Linked DNA regions of Homo sapiens: regions 2, 3 and 4 are each linked to region 1. A link is a loop called in an ENCODE intact Hi-C map of the cell type or tissue named here. Cell type or tissue: MCF 10A. All regions are shown on one strand. Links, peaks and the distances in the headings refer to the core of each region. The heading gives the core; the rest is flanking DNA. Region 1 holds the start of LOC105378848 (a long non-coding RNA gene). Region 2 has its middle 32 kb from the start of LINC02787. Region 3 has its middle 51 kb from the start of ZNF326. Region 4 overlaps LOC107985744 (a long non-coding RNA gene).

The links. A loop is a pair of places that touch in the nucleus more often than their neighbours do. Peaks named below come from ENCODE experiments on the same cell type or tissue, not always from the same donor. Only the 100,000 strongest peaks of a DNase experiment are listed, where the experiment ranks them.
Region 2: a loop joins it to region 1, with 13 times the contacts of the local background. A loop is called at or near these places in 5 of 110 quality-filtered maps.
Region 3: it touches region 1 in a loop (2.2-fold over the local background); 10 of 110 quality-filtered maps call a loop at or near these places.
Region 4: a loop joins it to region 1, with 7 times the contacts of the local background. A loop is called at or near these places in 8 of 110 quality-filtered maps.

The regions. Positions count from the first base shown.
Region 1 is chr1:90,112,460-90,117,129 of GRCh38, reverse strand. It overlaps LOC105378848 (a long non-coding RNA gene), which reads right to left and starts at 1,958. Exons shown (of 3, transcript XR_947587.2): 1 at 1,737-1,958. In MCF 10A, for the core only: a CTCF peak has its summit at 2,389 (motif pointing left); a DNase peak (open chromatin) is centred at 2,399.
Region 2 is chr1:90,577,167-90,581,836 of GRCh38, reverse strand. No RefSeq gene overlaps it. Among named protein-coding and RNA genes, the nearest start is that of LINC02787, 32 kb to the right of the region's middle. In MCF 10A, for the core only: a CTCF peak has its summit at 2,421 (motif pointing left); a DNase peak (open chromatin) is centred at 1,446.
Region 3 is chr1:90,044,023-90,048,692 of GRCh38, reverse strand. No RefSeq gene overlaps it. Among named protein-coding and RNA genes, the nearest start is that of ZNF326, 51 kb to the right of the region's middle. In MCF 10A, for the core only: a CTCF peak has its summit at 2,522; no DNase peak of the experiment used is centred there.
Region 4 is chr1:89,778,803-89,783,472 of GRCh38, reverse strand. All of the region lies in intron 1 of LOC107985744 (a long non-coding RNA gene), which reads right to left. Among named protein-coding and RNA genes, the nearest start is that of LRRC8D, 40 kb to the left of the region's middle. In MCF 10A, for the core only: a CTCF peak has its summit at 2,612 (motif pointing left); a DNase peak (open chromatin) is centred at 2,622.

The sequences.
Region 1 (4,670 bases), core at 323-4,322:
TACCAGTTCCTTCCTGAATCATTTTATTACATTGGTGAAAAAAGGAATTGTGGTTTTTGCCATTTAAAAGTAATGGCAAAAACCGCAATTACTTTTGTACCAAGCTAATACCAGGTGAGTCTTCCGTGATTTTTAGAGTTTAGATACCCATTCACCCCATTCACTGTATGATTCCATAATAGCCAGGCAATATGTTCTATCAAAGCACCTGTCACACTGGACCACAACAATTGACTTTTTTGTTGCCTGTACTTGACTATGAGTTTTTGAAGGCAAAGACTGCATCTTATTTATGTGTGTTTCCAGTGCCTAGCACTGTCCATGTCATTAAGCAGGCATTCGACATATGTTTGCTCCATGAATGAACAAAGGTTTCGGCGACTTGGAAATTCTCCTTCTTCCCTCTAACTTCTGTATCTCTCACTTTGTCCACAGACATATATTATCCAAACAGAGAGGCAGAGAAAGTGGTTGGAAGTGTAAGAAATAGACTTCAAACACTTGAAGAGGAAGTTATGTAGAAATGGATCATTTTGATTCCTTGCATTCCCTGAGGTTGCCAAAAACATTCATTAAAAACATAAAAATCTGAACAGAAAATTAGCATTTGATCAGTTACTTATATCTAAGCATTATTATTCATTGAATCTAATTGGTTAGATTATTTCCTTTTGATTTTTTTTAAAGAGAAACAATGCTCAGTAGAGAGCATTAAAGCCTTTAATTCTAATTCTGAAAAATATGTAAATATTAATATCAAATATGTTCTAAATACCAAATAAAATAGAGTTAGCCCTGGAACAACTGGGTACACTGTTTAAGTTATGCCTTTTTTTTTTTTTTTTTGCAAAAGTATGCTGGCTATTAAAGCCCCATAAAACACAAAAAATAGAAAGGAAGTGGTGAAAATCTCCCAAATTGATCTATAGTGAAAAAGAATTGGGCAGGGTCTGGTTATTGTTATGTGACTATACGCACAAAGGTCCAAAGAACACAAAAATGAAAAAAATTCTGCTTGCGTGCCTTATGCAATAACATTTCTGCTTTTAGATTTTCTCTGGACTTTTTGAGAAAAGTATTTGTTCCTAAATTACCTGGTGCAACCATCACAATGTTTGAGAAATTTAATTCTGCTTACATCATTAGAAGCCCAGTATAACATCTCAAAAGAGCATTTTAAAAATTACTTTTGATATTTCATCCAAATTTGAATTGGAACAGGAAGAGAAGTGTCTCTTTCAATGTTATAAGGATTCAAATGTAATTATCACTTTCACCTAGAAAACATGTCATCACCAAAATAAATTTATATAAAAACTTGAAAATACAAATTAAATGGTACAATATATACGTATGTGTACATACACCTATACTTGTATGTTTTTTATTGATACATAATTGTATGTACTTATGTGGTACTATACTTGTATGTTTGTGAATATGAATTTCTGTTGCAACTATTTGAATGGTTCCTTTGAGCAATAAGTCATTGGACAAAAAAGACTATTTAAATGGCCACTTAAGATAAAGCCATTTTCTCCAACATTGGCTTCCATAGCAATACTGCGATTAACTAATGGTGGGATGTATTTTGGTAATTGGCTGTCATATCCAATCTCTATGAAAAACTGCATATCCCAGATGTCTCCACTACACATTCAACTCTATCTTGAAAAATCGAAGAAATTTTGTCCCAACACTGACAGAATAATAATGAGAACCAAGCAATGGCTTACCCTCTTGACAGCCAAAATCAAGAATGAGGCTACCTTTTTGGGTCCTCAACCTCACTCCGTGGACTGTGGACCAGACTCTGAGGATGCTCTTCAGGAGGTAAAAGCATTGTCCCTGAGCATCAGTTATCCTCAAGGCTCAGATCAAAGGAAGAGCATCTTCCATGTTACAGACCTCCACTAGCAGCTCTTGCAGTCATCCATAACACTTCTGCAGGGCTCACACTTCAAAACAAAATTCCCAGAGAAATAATATAGATAAGATTAACTGAGAAATAGATACAATTGAAGAGTTTTTTTAAAAAAAAAAAAGGGAGGGGGGCTTATAAAACAGTAACCCGATTCTTTTTTTATTCAGTTTCAATAATAAATAATTTAATATAATAATTTACGTGCATTTAAAAGGCTAGGCAATAGAAGCTCTAGGGTAAGCATGACTTTCACAAACCTGATATAATACCTATCTAAAAACAATTCATATTTATTACTGGAATAAATCCCTAAAATTCCTTTCTAAAGGCTTATCAAACCAAATTGGGTCCCAGCCCAACAAATCGAATTAGAAATCCATGTAAGTCTGCTAACTGAGTTATTAAAGTGATCTGCATGGATATTCCCAGTTCACCAGAAAAACCTTCTGTTTGGATGGACATTTAGTCAAATGCTGCCCTCTAGTGAGAAAACTCTGTTAAAGGCTACAAAAGGCCCTAAGATTACAAAGCATTCATAACTTCAAAGAAAAGACACCCAAATAAGATTAACCAAGTAAAATCTTCAACTAGAAACCACAGTTATTCTAGATTAAAATATCTATTTCATTTTTACTTTGTTAATAATGCCTATATTTTCTTTCTAAAAGTATCTTGTAAATAGGTAACATATTTAAATTACCATGGTAGGGATAGCTCAACCCGTGTGATATTTAGATATTTTTAGGCTTTTACATTTGATAATCCAATAATAGTAATTGATATTAAAGTATGATACATTTATTTGTTTTAGCTAGTGATGCAGCTAAAGAATTTGTATAAAATAAAATGGGTGATAATATGGTCTCCCACTCTGTCAATTAAAAAAACGTAAAACAAGTGGTAGATATTCCACAGAATATTTGCATTAATAATCAATACTTCACTTCTAGATATTTATTTTGCTGTAAAAGTCAAGATTTCTAATGTTCTTTAACAATATAAGAATATTGTTATATCTTCAAATAGAAAACTCAACTACTCACTTCTAATTCAGCAAAGGAAAATCTCTACTTTCAAGTTTCTTCACGCAATTCTAGTACATTTTATTCATTTAGCAGAAACAGGCATTTAGCATTTTTTAAATTGTATTCTAGACTTCGTAAACCCTGACAGTGCAAATTTCCTCCTAAGACACAATCTTATTAGAGCATTTATTCATTCTTCTGTTACGTCTTTTAGTGAACTTCATGGCTACCTGCTCTAAACCCACACTCTGCTAGTCATTTTGGATATAATGGTGAAAAGGATGGGCCTGGTTCCAAAACATATGTATCCTGTAATCGAATGAGGGAAACAGATACGCAATCAGGTAATTATGAAGCCTTACGATGAAGAGAGACATAGTACTCTCCAGAAGCAGGTAGAAGGTGTACCTGATCCATATTGGGAAAACAGGAATGCTCCACTCCCCAAGAAAGTAAGACTTGAGTTTCAACAAGGTTCTACAGCCATTGAAAGTCCTCTGAAAGTAGTGTGAGCCATACAGACCAATTTCTTTTTGCAGAAGCAATTTCCCTGATGGTTTTGTGCTTTCTTCAGTAAATCATTCCCAGTTAGATATGCAGTGATGGTATTTCCACACTCAGCACTGGTGACACTTACATTTGAATTAACTCTCCCCATAAATGTAAAGTAAAATATTTATATTTTAGTATATTTACTTAATAGAAAATTGTATTCTCCTTTCTTAATTTTAAACACATCTACACAACAATATGCCTTTCCTTTTCAAAAAAAAATAAGAAAACTAAAATTAAATTATTGTGTAAGTATATTGTCGTCATGTGCTCTAGTAGACCTGCTAGTACCCTATGTGGTCTTGGGCAAGTCATACATCTACAGTCTGGATCCTTTCAGCTCCAATATTCTGTAAGTCTATCAGTGACTCTCTATATAAATTACTCTTGGCCTGGCACAGTGGCTCATGCCTGTAATCTCAGCACTTTGGGAGACAGAGGTGGATGGATCACCCTGAGTTCAGGAGTTCGAGACCAGCCTGGGCAACATGGCAAAACCCGGCTCTACCAAAAATACAAAAATAAAAATAAAAATTAGTCAGACATAGTGGCATGTGTCTGTAATCCAAGCTACTTGGGAGGCTGAGGCTTGAGCCTGAGAGGCAAAGTTTGTAGTAAGCTGAGATCACACCACTGCACTTTAGCCTGGGCAACAGAGTGAGACCCTGTCTCAATCAATCAATCAATCAATTAGACTCTTCATTTTAAAGTATTGTACTTGTTGTTGACTTTCAGTTTTTCATCTTCTAGTCACCATGGTCATCATGGTTTACAGAAGACAAACTCTTGCTTGAGTAGGATTTAATCTTGTTCTTTCTTTTTTTATTATTTATTTTTATTATGCTTTAAGTTCTAGGGTACATGTGCACAACGTGCAGGTTTGTTACATATGTATACATGTGCCATGTTGGTTTGCTGCACCCATTAACTCGTCATTTACATTAGGTATTTCTCCTAATGCTATCCCTCCCCCCATCACCCACCCCACGACAAGTCCCGGTGTGTGATGTTCCCTGTGTCCAAGTGTTCTCATTGTTCAATTCCCACCTATGAGTGAGAACAAAAAGGAAATAGAAATTGAAGTTTGTGGGGGAGTGTTTACTAAAGTCCTGGTTCTAGATTAAAATGTCAGCAATATATCAAGAACATATCTCTATAAGAAGAATTAA
Region 2 (4,670 bases), core at 315-4,314, 460 kb before region 1:
ATAGGCTGGGATTGGTATAGCCCGGGGAAATCCTCAGTACTGAAAATGATAAAGGTAGTAACAGCAGCAGCAACAACAACAGTAATAACCATTACCAGATCTTTCTGACTCCAGAGCTTGTGCTCTTGACTGTTTTTATTTCTCTGAGACACTGAGAGTCGTCCTTTAATAGAAGAGGGAGCCAGTATTATTATTCCATGGCCTGAGACACTCTGATGGGTGCAGTAGTACCAGGGTTGTTCCTGCCTATGATGGGGTGAAAGCCTGTGTGATATCATCAGGTGGGCCAGGAATAGCCCTCATGAGCTAAATGCCAGAGCACCTGAAGGTTCCAGTATGCATCACCCTTGGAGACAGGGGCACTGACATTTTCTATTAAAATGCAAATGTAATCTGAAAGGCATTGTGCACCATTCCTTTATCATCTTTTGTAAAAATTATAAATCAGATTTGCAAGTCTCTTATTTGGGCAGGACACCAGGGAAGGTTCAGAGCATAGGGTATCACTCACCTCTAAAAATAGTTCAATACTAAATTGTCATTCTTCTAAATTGCCTCTTCTGTGCCCAAATCTGGACAATTTCATTTTCTTTTCACTGGTTTTATAGTTGAGTGAAAGTAGTTCATGTCCTACTCCATAGAATGTTGCACATTTTATAATACAAGAAAACACGTTTTTATTCTTAAATAAGAGATACTTTGAGAAGCTTCTAGGGATGGGTTAGTTCAAGCTCAATCTTTCATTTTTACTTAAATTTCCCTGATATTCACTATAGACTATCTGTGCATATGTATATCTCCTATCTTATTCATTGCTTTATGGCCAGCATCTAATACATTCTCAAGTAAATGAATTAATAAACTGAGTACTCCTATTGGGAAAGGCCCTAAGGACAATGAGAAAGTCAGTAAATAAAGGCTCTCCATCCTCGAAAATCTTATCCTGTAGCAGAGAGACAAGTTCTAAGGCAGGAGAGACTGAAGGCCTGAATACGCTGTTGAGATGCAAAGGGGGAGATAGGGTGAAAGCAAAGAGGGAGCAAGGAAGGGGAAAAAGGCAAATGTTACTCTGTGGTTTTGAGCTTGGATGCCTGGCAGGGCCATAGTGCCATCAAGAGAGAGGAGGAAGTCAGGAGGAGGAGCAGGTCTGGGGAAAAAGGATAGAAGGAGGACATGATGAGTTTGGATCTAAACATACGAGGTTTGGATGACGTAGATTTGAGTGCCAGTTAAGATGTGCAGCTGCCCTATAACCTATGACGAAGATGAGTTAATTGCTGAGTTCTAGAGTAGCCTCAAACTTAGGCTATTTTATTCTCTTATTCAACAGGGCTTTGTGCTAGGCAATAAAAAGGGATTTAAAAAGGTACAAGAGGCATGATATTTGCTCTCCCAGAGTTCCTGAGTGAGGCAGTATGTGCTCAACAGTGCCAGGCAAGTAGCGGCGTGCAGAAGGAACAGAAGAAGGAGTGGCTTGGGTGTGACAAGCTGGAACCTGCAGCAGCTGCAGGGGGAGGGCGTTCTGAGAATCCAAAGATCAGCATGCCCCTTTGGACCTTTTGAAGGAAGCTATCAAAAATGAAGACATGACTTCTCAATACCAGGTTTATTTGAAAAGGAATAAAACCAATGTAACAGGTATACCTTTTTACAGTAATTACCTTATTGGTATACAGAGAGGAGGCAAAATCATGAATTGGTTTATTTTATCTTTCTGTGAGGAAAATGACTTTTTTGAGCCCAAATGAAGGGGAGTTAATGGCTTGGCCCTAGGATTACCATTACTGCTGCGGGCTTGGAAGCCTTGGAAAATTGCCCTTCTCTTTTCCTGCTACTTTCTCTCCCACTTTTTTCAGAGACATATTTTGGGTCCTCTGTCTCCTTGAGTCTGATAGCAGTGTGTAGAGATCACCCAGTGCCTGACTGCCTGTTACTGCTGCTAAGCCTTGTTCTGACTGGCCATGGTGACAATGGCCTAGGAGTTTCAACTTTGAGAGACTTCACAAGTGCCATGAGATGGGTGGCCGCTTATGTGGTTATTGTCTAGGGCTGACTGTGTCCACAGGGATGTGATTTTAAAGCCCTGGTATATGAGGTTGAGAACACCTATAACAATAGCCAATCCTAACAAGGGAGGTTCTCCAGTTTTACAGAGGGGGTCTTGAAAGGATTCAACTTACTAATAGTGATCTATGTGGCCGTACCAGTGGCATGGGGGAAAGTGAGAATTTAGAAAAATTGTTGGAAAGTATTTTCCTCTTGACAAGTAGAGAATTAGAGTATTATGGAAATGTAAGAAATTACAGAGTTAGAAGATTCCACCTTTGTAGTAACACATTTTATACTCTGATTAAAGCACTTACCTGTATCTGATAGTAAGGATGCCAGAATAAGGGCTTTACTGCTTCATTAAAATAGTGCCATCTAGTGGTAAATGTTTTGAATTGTAGCTAGGTGCCCAGAGAGCTGTCAAACCCTCAGGGGACTTGGCTTAAAGATTAAGCAGCATTTATAATTTTCTTGTTTATTTATCCATCTATTCTTTCACTTAGTTTACTTATCATTTACTACATGCTGAGCATCTTGATGGGTGTTGCGTATGAAGAGACGAGGAAGACACAAGCACTGACCTCAAGTTGTAGTCCAGTGGGTGAGACTGCCCGTGATTGCAATCCAGAGATAATGGCTATTTGAGAAGTGCGTTGGAAGCCCAGGAGATTCAAATGTCACACGCAGTTTCATTGCTGCTGCTGGAAGGCCCTCCCATGTGTATAAGGACATAACTTGCAGGAAGCATGGAGTCAAGGAAGGGACAAGCTGTTGGATACTTCCTCAACTTGCTGCTTGTGTGAGATTCCCCACCCTGCCAGACCTCTCTTTTGGGTTCTCCTTGTATCTCTGGCCCTACTCCTAAATCAAGGAACTGAATGAACTTGTGGTTTGCTGCCCAGTGGAGCTCTCTTTCTCTTTCATGGGCTTGATTCTTGGTCATTCTAGGACATAAATTGTTGGACACAGGGTGGTATGTTTAAAGCCCTGGACATTTTACCGGAACCTATTAACAAATTTTTACATGCCTTCTCTGCCCTCTGCTCGTTTATATTTCCCTTTTCTTCTGCCACGAGAGGTTTGCATAAGACCTTCTCTTCTTCACATAACTCTGTCTCTGTACAATACAATCTATACTGTTCTTTTTTGGAGAAATGTGCTCATTGTGAGATCTTGTTCAGGCACCTAATCTTTCTAGTTCCAAGAGTTGTTTCCTCTTAAAAACCAGACCAGTAATATTGACCTACCTAGGTGCTGAGCATGCAGAGGCTTGAAATGATGAACTCTGAAGATGTGGGAAAGAATTCACAGTGCATGAGGCATTTGGACCGGGATGTGAAGAATGGTTTGGAGATTATCAGTTGGCAGAAGTTTATGTTACTAAAGGGCATTCTACCTAGGTAGGTCAATATTACTGGCCTGGTTTTTATGAGGAAACAACTCTTGGAGCTAGAAAGATTTGGTGCCTGAACAGGGCCACACAGTGAGTACATTTCTCCAGAAAAGGACAGTGTAGATTGTATTGCACAGAGACAGAGTTATTGGTAAACTGTTTTAATTCTTGTTCAATATTTTATGACATGTAAACACGAGCAAAAGACTTGTTATGCTTTTTCTTCACTTGTCTTAAGTTTTACTTTGTAAAAATTAGCCGTCATACTTTTTTTTTTTTGGTAGAGTTTAGCACTTAAAAATTTTCACTTCATTTACTTTTTAACACCATACTCCTTGAATAAGTCTTTTTTGCTTTCCTTGTAATTGGTTCTTCTTAGTTTCCTTAGCTTTCTTCTTCTTCCTTGCTCTGTTTTCTCTATGAAGAGTGCTTTCCATCTCTCTCCTTCTCTTGGTGTCCAAGCCATCCTTTACTGTCATAACTCTCATCTTGCTTTTTTTTTTTTCTTCTTGCCTATCCAAACTCTTTCTGTCTGTTACTTCTATGATCTTTTCTGGTTCTTCTCATTCAATCCTTCCCTCTCATTCTCTTTTCCACTTCTCCATGTGTCTCTCATTGTATTTGTTTGTTTGTTTTTGTTTTTTTACTATCTTGATCTTTTAGGTTGTACTTCTCAGAAGTTTGTAGGCTGTCACTACCGATTCCATGTTTAGTTTGTCCCAGTCACCACCATGGGCATATCATTCTGTTGGTGTGAGAGAGGTAACAGATCTGTCAGGAAGGAATAATATATTCATTTATTCATTTGTCAGACGTGTTGTGTGACTGCTAGGTACCAGGCATTATACTAAGAGCCAGGTAGGGACAGATACAAAGAAGAATGAGATGGTGTCCACTTGCGATGAGCTCATATTCTAATCAGAAACAAATAGGTCAACAAATTCTTACGATGAAGCTCTGACGTGGGCTGCAATAGAGATAGGTAGAAGGTATTTAGCATGCAGAGGCCTGAAATGATTAACTGTGAAGAGGTGGGAAAGAATTCACAGTGCATAAGGCTTTTGGACTGGGATGTGAAGAATAGTTTGGAGATTATCATTTGGAGGTTGTTTGGGTCACTAAAGGGCATTCTAGGCAGAGGCAAAGATTGAAGCCTTTAATAAATGTGGTGGGCCCAGGGAAATGCATATGGGAGATACAGGGTATGTACAGGAAAAAGATGAGACTG
Region 3 (4,670 bases), core at 315-4,314, 68 kb after region 1:
AAAAGAGGCCTCTCCCTTGCCCCATCCCCACACACCTTTCCAGCCCTCAGCATTTCTTCTCTCCCCCAGCTTGTTGTCTAGCTTCTGACCCTGCCAGAGGCAAAGAAAGTGGGATGGAGGAGAGGTAAAAGTGGGCAGAAAGTTCTTATTTTAACTGATTCTCTTTTGGGCCAGCTTCTTGCTCTGAGGGCCTGATAGATGTTTAAAGATGACTTTTTCTAACAATTCTCTGGGTTCTTCAGGGCACTCCCCCAACCAAAAAAAAAAAAATTAGAAATATTTGAATACTCTTCATCTGAGAGAAATAATGTATCTTACCCCTGCGAGCCACCTCCTTTCTCTGCCGTCCCCTGTCTCTCCCCCAGGCAGCAATCTTGGGAAGGATTTTAAATGACTCCTGCCTGGCTCAGGCTCCCACATGGCTCACATTTGCTCTAAGGGAAACTCTCACCCAGCTAACTCTGGGAGCGTCTCCTTACTCCTGTCATTAGAGCAGCTGGCCAGCCTGTCTCTTCGCCTTTTAAATTTTCCAAGTAGGATTCAGAAAGCAGCTGTGTCTTCCTCACTTCCAGAGACACACATCTCCATGAGGTCCCTTCGGAAGCTGTCTCTGGACTTCATCTGAAGGGAAAAGCAGTCTCTGTGCTCTTCCTGGCAGGGGCAGGGTACTCACAACCACGCTTTCTCAAAAGAAATCCTATCAAACTTCCCCTCATCTCCACTTTCTTGATCCTTCAGTATCTTTAATGTGGGTGGGGTTTTTTAAGAGTCGAGAAACTCATGAAAACTTGCATTTTTGGATGGCAAACCACTTTGGAATTTCATACTTGTTGCAACTTGGCACCTCAGTTAAAATGTCCAAGTTAATATTTTATTACATTATCATTTTTATTGAAATATGAATTAACTCTTTATGATAGACTTAACTGCTGTGATACAAATATAAACAAAGTACAATGGTAATATAGGAGAATAAACAAATTTTATCCAGGTTTGAGAGTAGGGTGCTGAGGCAATAACATTTGAGTTGCACCTTCAAGGATCCGCTTGGTCATTTAACAAACATTTACTGAATACCTATTATATTCAAAGTAGTATTCTAGGTGCTTGAGATAGATCAGTGAACAAAAAAACAAAGATCCCTGCACTCATGGATCTTTTATATTCTAGTAGGAGGATGGGAGAACAGACAATAAACATAATAAATTATATAATGTGTTCAAAAGTGGTAAGTGCTATGGGGGAAAAAGAAAACTAAGGCAGGAAAGAAAAGCTGATGAAACAGAAAAGAGGAAACAGATTACCAGGGGAAAAGTACTATGAACAAAGGCCTGAAAGTTTAAGGGGAATGCCATAATCAAAGAACTGAAGATAGGGTGGTGTGGCCAGAGTCAAAAGCAATATTAAAGATGTATGTGTGTGCAGCCCCTACCTCAGGCCTCATCTCAACTCAACGATTTGCGCTAAGCACCGTTATTTGCACATTGCCCCCACCTTTTTTCTGGAACTCATGACAGTTTGCTTTTTGTTCTTATCCCTATGGATACATGTCTGAAACCTAGAAAGAAAAAGTACAAGAACTAATTTAACAATTTTTAATTTGAAATTCCATGAGATGGAGCTGAAAAGTCTTTGGTGCCTAACAACAATCAAAAAGAATTGTCAAACACCTATACATCGTAGGGAATCAGATGTGAAAATGCACAGTAGATACGGTCCTTGTCCATCAAACAAAGTATGGCAGAAAAGGGAGAAGCAAGCCCCCCACCTCTGCACAGTCCAGCATGGCTCTGCAACAGTAGGACCCACTGCTCAGGGCCCAGCAGTGACATCACCTGGTGGAAGACACCACAGCCAAGCACTAGAAACAGAAAGAAGAAGCCTCGTGCCACTTGCTTCACAGGCAGTCTAGACAGCAGGCAAAGACTGAGAGGTAAAACAACAGAGATGAGAAAGAACTAGAGGTTCTGCAATAGTGAGTTAGGTTTAAAAAAAAAAAAAAGCAATATGAGTTATTATTGTAACCATGGCTTCATTTCCCACCCTTATCCCAGGTTAACCTGTCTTGAGGAAAAGCCGCCAATAGCAGCAAGGACTGTGGACTGTATTCACTACTGTAACTATAATAGCAAATGTATCTTAAAAGTGCTGCTGTGATGAATCTAATTCTCTTTCCTTTAAATACAAACCAAAGTCTTCAGGACAGAGTTAGCCTTCAGGCTAAAAATTCCCCATTGAAATTCTAATCCCAGCTCTTTCATTGAAATAGCATCAATCAGACCAACACCAGTAAATAAGTTCTTTAAGTTCTTAACTCACTTCTTTAAAAGAGGTTTCCATAATCAGTTTGGAGATAGGTTCCCCGAAAGTTAAGCTCCAGATCCATATGCTGTGCCCAAAGACAGCAACTTAGAAATTATTTTCTCCAACTTTAAGAAGGGGATATGGTTTAATTGACAACAACAAAAAAAGATGCAGAAAAATGTGATTTTATGGGCTGAATCCCTTTTGAAAGGTGGGACTCTGCTGCCCCCTGCTTCCCACTATAAAAACTGCTTAGGGCAGAACTGGCAATCACTAAATCATTGAAGAACCAGTCTCTGTCTGTCTGTCTCTCTCTCTCTCTGACACACACACACACACACACACACACACACGCACATATACACATGCACACATACCCCCAAACCAAAATTACTGACAATACTTTAGCTTAGGGTCTCCAAAGACATCCTCTGTTACCCAAACCCCTTTATTATGTAAACACTGGTTACCTAGACACAGTGATAAGGGCCCAGGATGGCTTCAGCAAGCTGAAGGGCACCATAGATCTGTCTTTAGAATCTTCCGTCTGTGCTCTTCCTGGAATACTCCTTGGATTTTGACCATCATTTCCTTGCTGACAGAGAATCTCCAACACTTACCACCCAAACTTTATTCATACTTGAATATCCGAAAAGGCCTTCAAACTCAAATGACCAAAACGAAGCTTAACATTTCTCCTCACAAACCAACAAATATGAGGCTTTCCTTCAGTGAGCTTGATTTATTTTCATGGTACCACTATTCTTCAGTCACTCTAGTTAAAAAATCGTATTCCATCTTTGATATTTTTCCATCTCACTGACCTCCTGCTTCAAATGAATGGCAGGTACTGCCTTCTTCTATGCACATCTTTTAAACCTGTTGCCTCCTCTCCAGCTACCCATGTTTAGGCCTTCCTTGGGGCGTCACCTTTTCTGTCTGGAATGTTACACTAGCCTTCTAACTGCACTCTCCACCTCATACCAGCTTGTCTTCATTCCAATACATCTTAAAATTGCTGGCAGGTTCATCCTCCTGAAGTACAGCTCTGCTCATTTCACCCCATTGTCTCCCTCATGCCTCAGACAAAAATCCAAACCCTCTAGGCTAGCATCCAAGGCTCTCCATGACCTGCCACCCACTGATTCTTCTACTGCATTCAAGTGACCTGCATATAAGGCACATATTGTTCCCTAGAGACAGTGCATGATTTTCTTCTGTGCCTTGCTCCTGCTGATACTTCTTCCGTGAATGCTGTTCTTCTACCACTCCCATCATCTTCAGTTCTTTAGCTCCAAATCATTTGCATCATTCAAGTCCTAGGTTAAATACCACTTCCATTGCAAAGCCTTGCCTAATTCCTTCCATTGGAATATATCTTTCCTTCTCTGAAGTCTAATCACATTCTATCTGTTCCTTTCTTTTGTTCAAATGAACAAATATGTGCTCAATTTCTGCTGTGTACAGGAATATGCCTGGTAAGGGCAAAATTGGGGCAAACCAAAACAGACATAATCCCTATCCTCGTGGATCTAACAGTCTAATATCTGCCACTTTCCAATTTGTATTCTCTTTCTGTGCAAGTCTTACTTTTCCTTCCAGACTGAAAATTTCATAAATGCAGTATGAAATTTTACATTTATGTGTATTTCATTCATTTTATGCCCCTCTCATACATAATATCTAGCAGAATACACTGCATGTGTTTTAATACATATTTGAATAAATTAATACATGTGTTAAATGTTACTAGATAGATGAGCTTCAGGGTCATTACTCACTTCCCAAGCAAAAGTAACTGATTAACTTTTTTTTTTTCTTTTTCGAGACAGTCTCACTCTGTTGCACAGGCTGGAGTGCAGTGGTGTGATCTCAGCTCACAGCAACCTGCGCCTCCTGGGTTCAAGCAATTCTCGCACCTCAGCCTGTCAAGTAGCTGGGATTACAGGCACGGCCATCACATTCGGCTGATTTTTGTATTTTCAGTAGAGATGAGGTTTCACCATGTTGGCCAGGCTGGTCTCAAACTCCTGACCTCAAGTGATCTGCCTGCTTTGGCCTCTCAAAGTGCTGGGATTACAGGCGTGAGCCACCGCGCTCGGCAACTGATTAACTTCTGGGTCTAATTTTATGGATTCCCTGGTTTTAAAAATTATTAGCCATTTTAAGTGTACTCAGAAAAGAGTTAAGTGCTCAGTCACTGGAATCAGAACCAGGCATGAATTCCGCCACTGCTCCTTACCAGCTGTGTGAGCTGGGGTGGGACTGGAAGTTACTTCACCTCTCTGAGCCTCAGTTTCCTTATCTGAGTTTGGGTGAGCACTAAGTAACATACTAAATGCAAGGCAACTAATGCAATCATGGTA
Region 4 (4,670 bases), core at 284-4,283, 330 kb after region 1:
TCCCCATCCCTCCCTTTCTCACCGTATACACGCCCTTCACATTTATCTAACTATATGTTAGTATCTAACTAGGTGCCTACTTAGAAGTTCCAGGGACAAATCCTGAGAGAGACAGATCAAGCCTGGAGACCCAGCTGCAGAATTCCAGAGATTACCTCAAGGTGGCTAATCAACAACCTGGCCATTGTTGAGATGAACGCCAGCCCACACTCCAGGTGGACCGGGACCCAAGATAGCCACTGGAATAAAACTCAGTGCAATTCCTGCATCCCTTCCATATCAGGTCTTCCCTTTTTAAACGCTTGCCTTTCCACCTCAAAATTCAAACTGGTTGCTTTGGATAGGAATCCAGCCACTTCCCCTTAGCCAACTTTGGAAATAAAGTCAATTTTCCCCTACCATACCTCGCTCTTGTTAATTGGACTCTGCAAGCAGTGACTGAAACTGTGTTCAGTTACAGGCTTATAACTTTCCAATATACTATATAGTTTATTTACTTTGTTTATTATTTTTCTTCTCTCATTAGGCTATACGCTCTGTGAAGGCATGTATTTTTATTCACTTACTGCTCTAGCCCCAGTGTTTAGGACTGTGCCTGGCAAAGAGTGGCACTCACTAAAAACTTGCTGAATGAATAAGTGCAGTGCACTATTCTAAAGTATTTAGAACAGTGTCTGACACATAGTGAATGCTCAATAAGGGCTAGCTATTAATATTATTTTTGCCAGTGGAGAGGGGGTCATGAGATTCCTGGCATTGCAGAAGCTACTCATATATATATAGCATTTGATCCCGTGATCCTGCAAGAAGTGGAAGACAAATAATATGCACATGTTAATTAGGAGCTTAGTTTCCTTGTTTTTATGTGTGTGAACCAACCCCTGGGATGAGTTGAATTCCCTTTAGAACAGATGTAAAACCATAGATCTGAGTCTCTCACATGTACCTAGGAGGTGATGAAGGGCAGAGAGGAGACTGTGGGCTGGAGCTGTTTGGAACCACAATTTGGGCCCAGAGAATCCGAGCTCAGGGAAGTCTGATCTGGCCCCAGGTCAGGTCTGATTGATTTTAGGGTCACTTTGGGAAATGAGGAAAGTCCAGCAGTTATACTGCAACAGAAAGGCTGATGATAGTTTATGCTGATTCTGAACTTTTCTTTATTGGAAGAGCTGCCTTTTTAAAATGAGATATGTATAAAGAAAGAACCCAGAGAAATATGTATTTGTTTCTGGTTCCTGGCATAGAGCTCCTAAAGCTCTAGTAATTCTCTGAGTGATAAGAGCATCTTTGTTCTAATGAGGCAACTCTTGCTGGGCTCCTTTATAACTTTGGGATTGAGGTTGGTTGCCAGGAAGACCCAGTCTTGATGAGAAACTTGGAAAATTCAGTCCCATCCTCCAAGGGAGAGAAGCTAGGGCTTCAGTTAATAATCAATCATGCCGACATGATGAAACCTCCATAAAACCCCCTAAATACTTGGTGACCACATCAAGGTGCTGGGAGGGTGCCAGAGGAAACTCCACGCACCACCCCCACACCTCGACTTGTGCGTCTTTTCCATTTGGCTGTTTCTGAGTTTGGCTGTTTCTGAGTTTATAATAAACTGGTACTAATATGTAAAGTGTTTAACTAAGTTCTGTGAGCTGTTCTAGGAGGGGGTTGTGGGAACCCCTGATCTGTAGCTGGTGGGTCAGAAGCCCAGATGTCCTGGACTTGTGATTGGCATCTGAAGTCTGATGTGGAGACAGTTTTGTGGAACTGAGCCCTTTCACTTTTAGCATCTGACACCAACTCTGGCAGTTAGTGTCAGAATTGAATTGAATTGTACAACAGCCAGTTGTTGTCTGGAGAGTTGGAGAATTGGTTGGTGGGAGGAAAAATCTCATTTGGTGCCAGATGTGTTGTGAGAAAAGAAAAAAAAAAAAAACAGCTCATGAGCTCTGTCTTTTCTTGAACTGACTGTGCTGTTACCATGCAGTAATAGTTGAAGGTGAGATCCTTTCTTTTGGTATGTTTTAGGGAAAAAAGCCCAGAAACATACTTTAAAATTGGAAAGAGCAAGAGTATATGGATGTGTATGTGTAAGACATTCTGATTCCTAGGGGGATACGCAACCATCTTTATTATTATTATACATTTTTAGAGTCGAGGTCTTGCCATATTGCCCAGGCTGGCCTCAAACACCTGGACTCATGTGATTCTCCCACCTTAGCCTCCTGAATAGCTAGAACAATAGGCATGTACCACTGCACTCGGCCACAACAATTTTAAGAAAAAAATCTGGCCTGACAAGGTGGCTCATGCCTATAATTCCAGCATTCTGGGAAGTCAAAATGAAAGGATTACTTAGGCTAGGAGTTAAAGACAAGCCTGGGCAGCATAGTGAGACCTCATCTCTACAAAAAAATTAAAAAAATTAGCTGGGTGTGGTGGCATGTGTTCAGGAGGCTGAGGTGGGAGGATTGCTTGAGCCCAGGAGGTCAAATCTGCAGTGAGGCATGATGGCGCCACTGCACTCCAGCCTAAGTGACAGAGTGAGATCTTGTCTAAAAAAAAAAAAAAACTATCCTGCTTGATATAGATCTAGATTTGTAGTCATCATAGAATAACAACATGGCCAATTCTGCCATCTGTTGGTTGTATGAGCACTATGAATAATCAACTCTGTGTGTGAGACACTTGAAATCATTGAATGCTGGAATGAAAAACCATATAATGCATAAGCTGTCAGGGACAGGCGGGGTCAGTCCTGTTTCTCATGATCTTTTTGAAATAGATAGACACTTTATAACCTTTACTGCTTGTTCAATTCAAAAACAGACAACACATTGGAATGTCGTCGTGGCACTGAAGCTCAGCTCTTTTTTGATCCCTATTGTTGATGTTAGCACCTATTCAGATCCCTTTATAATGACACTGGAAATTACATATGTGAAAATATGTATACAGTTATTCCTGTAATCTTTTGTTAAAAAAGGTTAATTTCCAATTTTTAAATAATTCACTTTAAAGATATGGGATGGGGGCTCTTTCCTGAAATTTAGATAGTATTCAAATCATAGCATAGTGCCTGAGGACTTCCACATCTATTGCATACTGCTTGCTTAATGAAAGTTGAATTTCTAATGCCTTTAAAAATTAATGCTTTGGCTGGGCGCGGTGGCTCACGCCTGTAATCCAGAACTTTGGGAGGCTGAGGTGGGCGGATCACGAGGTCAAGAGATCATGACCATCCTGGCCAACATAGTGAAACACTGTCTCTACTAAAAATACAAAAATTAGCTGGGCGTGGTGGCGCATGCCTGTAGTTCCAGCTACTCGGGAGGCTGAGACAGGAGAATTGCTTGAACCCAGGAGGCGGAGGTTGCAGTGAGCTGAGATTGCGCCATTGCACTCTAGCCTGGTGACAGAGTGAGACTCTGTCTCAAAAAAAAAAAAGAAAAATTAATGCTTCTTAAAGAAGAAAATATCCTTCTACTCAGTGAGGAAAACATGATATATATGCTTATAGAGTATAACTTTTGGCTCTTGAATACTATACATTTTTCTTTGTCATACTTTTGTTAACTTATTACAGTATCTTGAAAACTTTTGAAATAGCACACGTTGCTCAAGTATGTTTTTCCATTTGGAAAGTCTTAGTGCTTTTTCTACTGCACTTTTACTTAGTGATTCATTTTCCATCTTGTCTCAGGACCCAAGATGAATTGAACCAAACATGCAACCGCCCGCCCCCATCTTTACTGTTTTTCATCCTATTTTTGGTGGGCCATTTTATAAATTTAATTTTGAATATTAGTCTAATCTTCTAGGGTGTGATAATCTTGTCCAGAATTGCCTGATCTTCCCACTCACTCTTGCAGCCCAGGGGCTAATCATCTCCCTACTCCATTGACCTAGAGTGATGATTGATATTTCTAGCCACCTCGGTCTCCACCTATATGATTTTTAAAAATCTAATTTGCTTCAGATAGCCTGTGTGACAGGGATCATTTCCACAACTTCAATTCTTTACTGAGGGAATAGTCAGTGAACAGATTGAAGCCCAATGCTATCACTTTGTGCCTTCCCAATTTCACTTCTGAGTCTGCGTCAAAACAACACACACTTGAACTTGTATTTTTTTAAAAAATCTGCTTTCGTGCTCATAATCTTTTTCAATCTCTTTTCCTGGTATCTAAAATATCTTAGCAACAACTCTCATCTCTGAGCAACCATCAGGGTATAGTTTCAAATACTACAGCAATCAAAGCATCCTACTTCATTACTTGCTGATTTTTTCCAGGCAATCTATATTTATTTTGTGAATATAACATCAATATAGAAGCACATGATTTACTACCCTTCTCTCTAGTCCTCAAGAAAACTCTTTCTGCGACAAGCAAATTTCCAAGACTCCGTGACTTTTTCATTTTTTTTTTTTTTTTGAGACGGAGTTTTGCTCTTGTGGCCCAGGCTGGAGTGCAATGGCGCGATCTTGGCTCACTGCAACTTCCACCTCCTGGGTTCAAGCAATTCTCCAGCCTCAGCCTCCTGAGTAGCTGGGATTACAGGTGTCTGCCGCCATGCCTGGCTAATTTTTTATTTTTAGTAGAGACAGGGTTTCACCACGTTGGCCAGGCTGATCTTGAACTCCTGACCTCAGGTGATCCACCAGCCTCAGCCTCCCA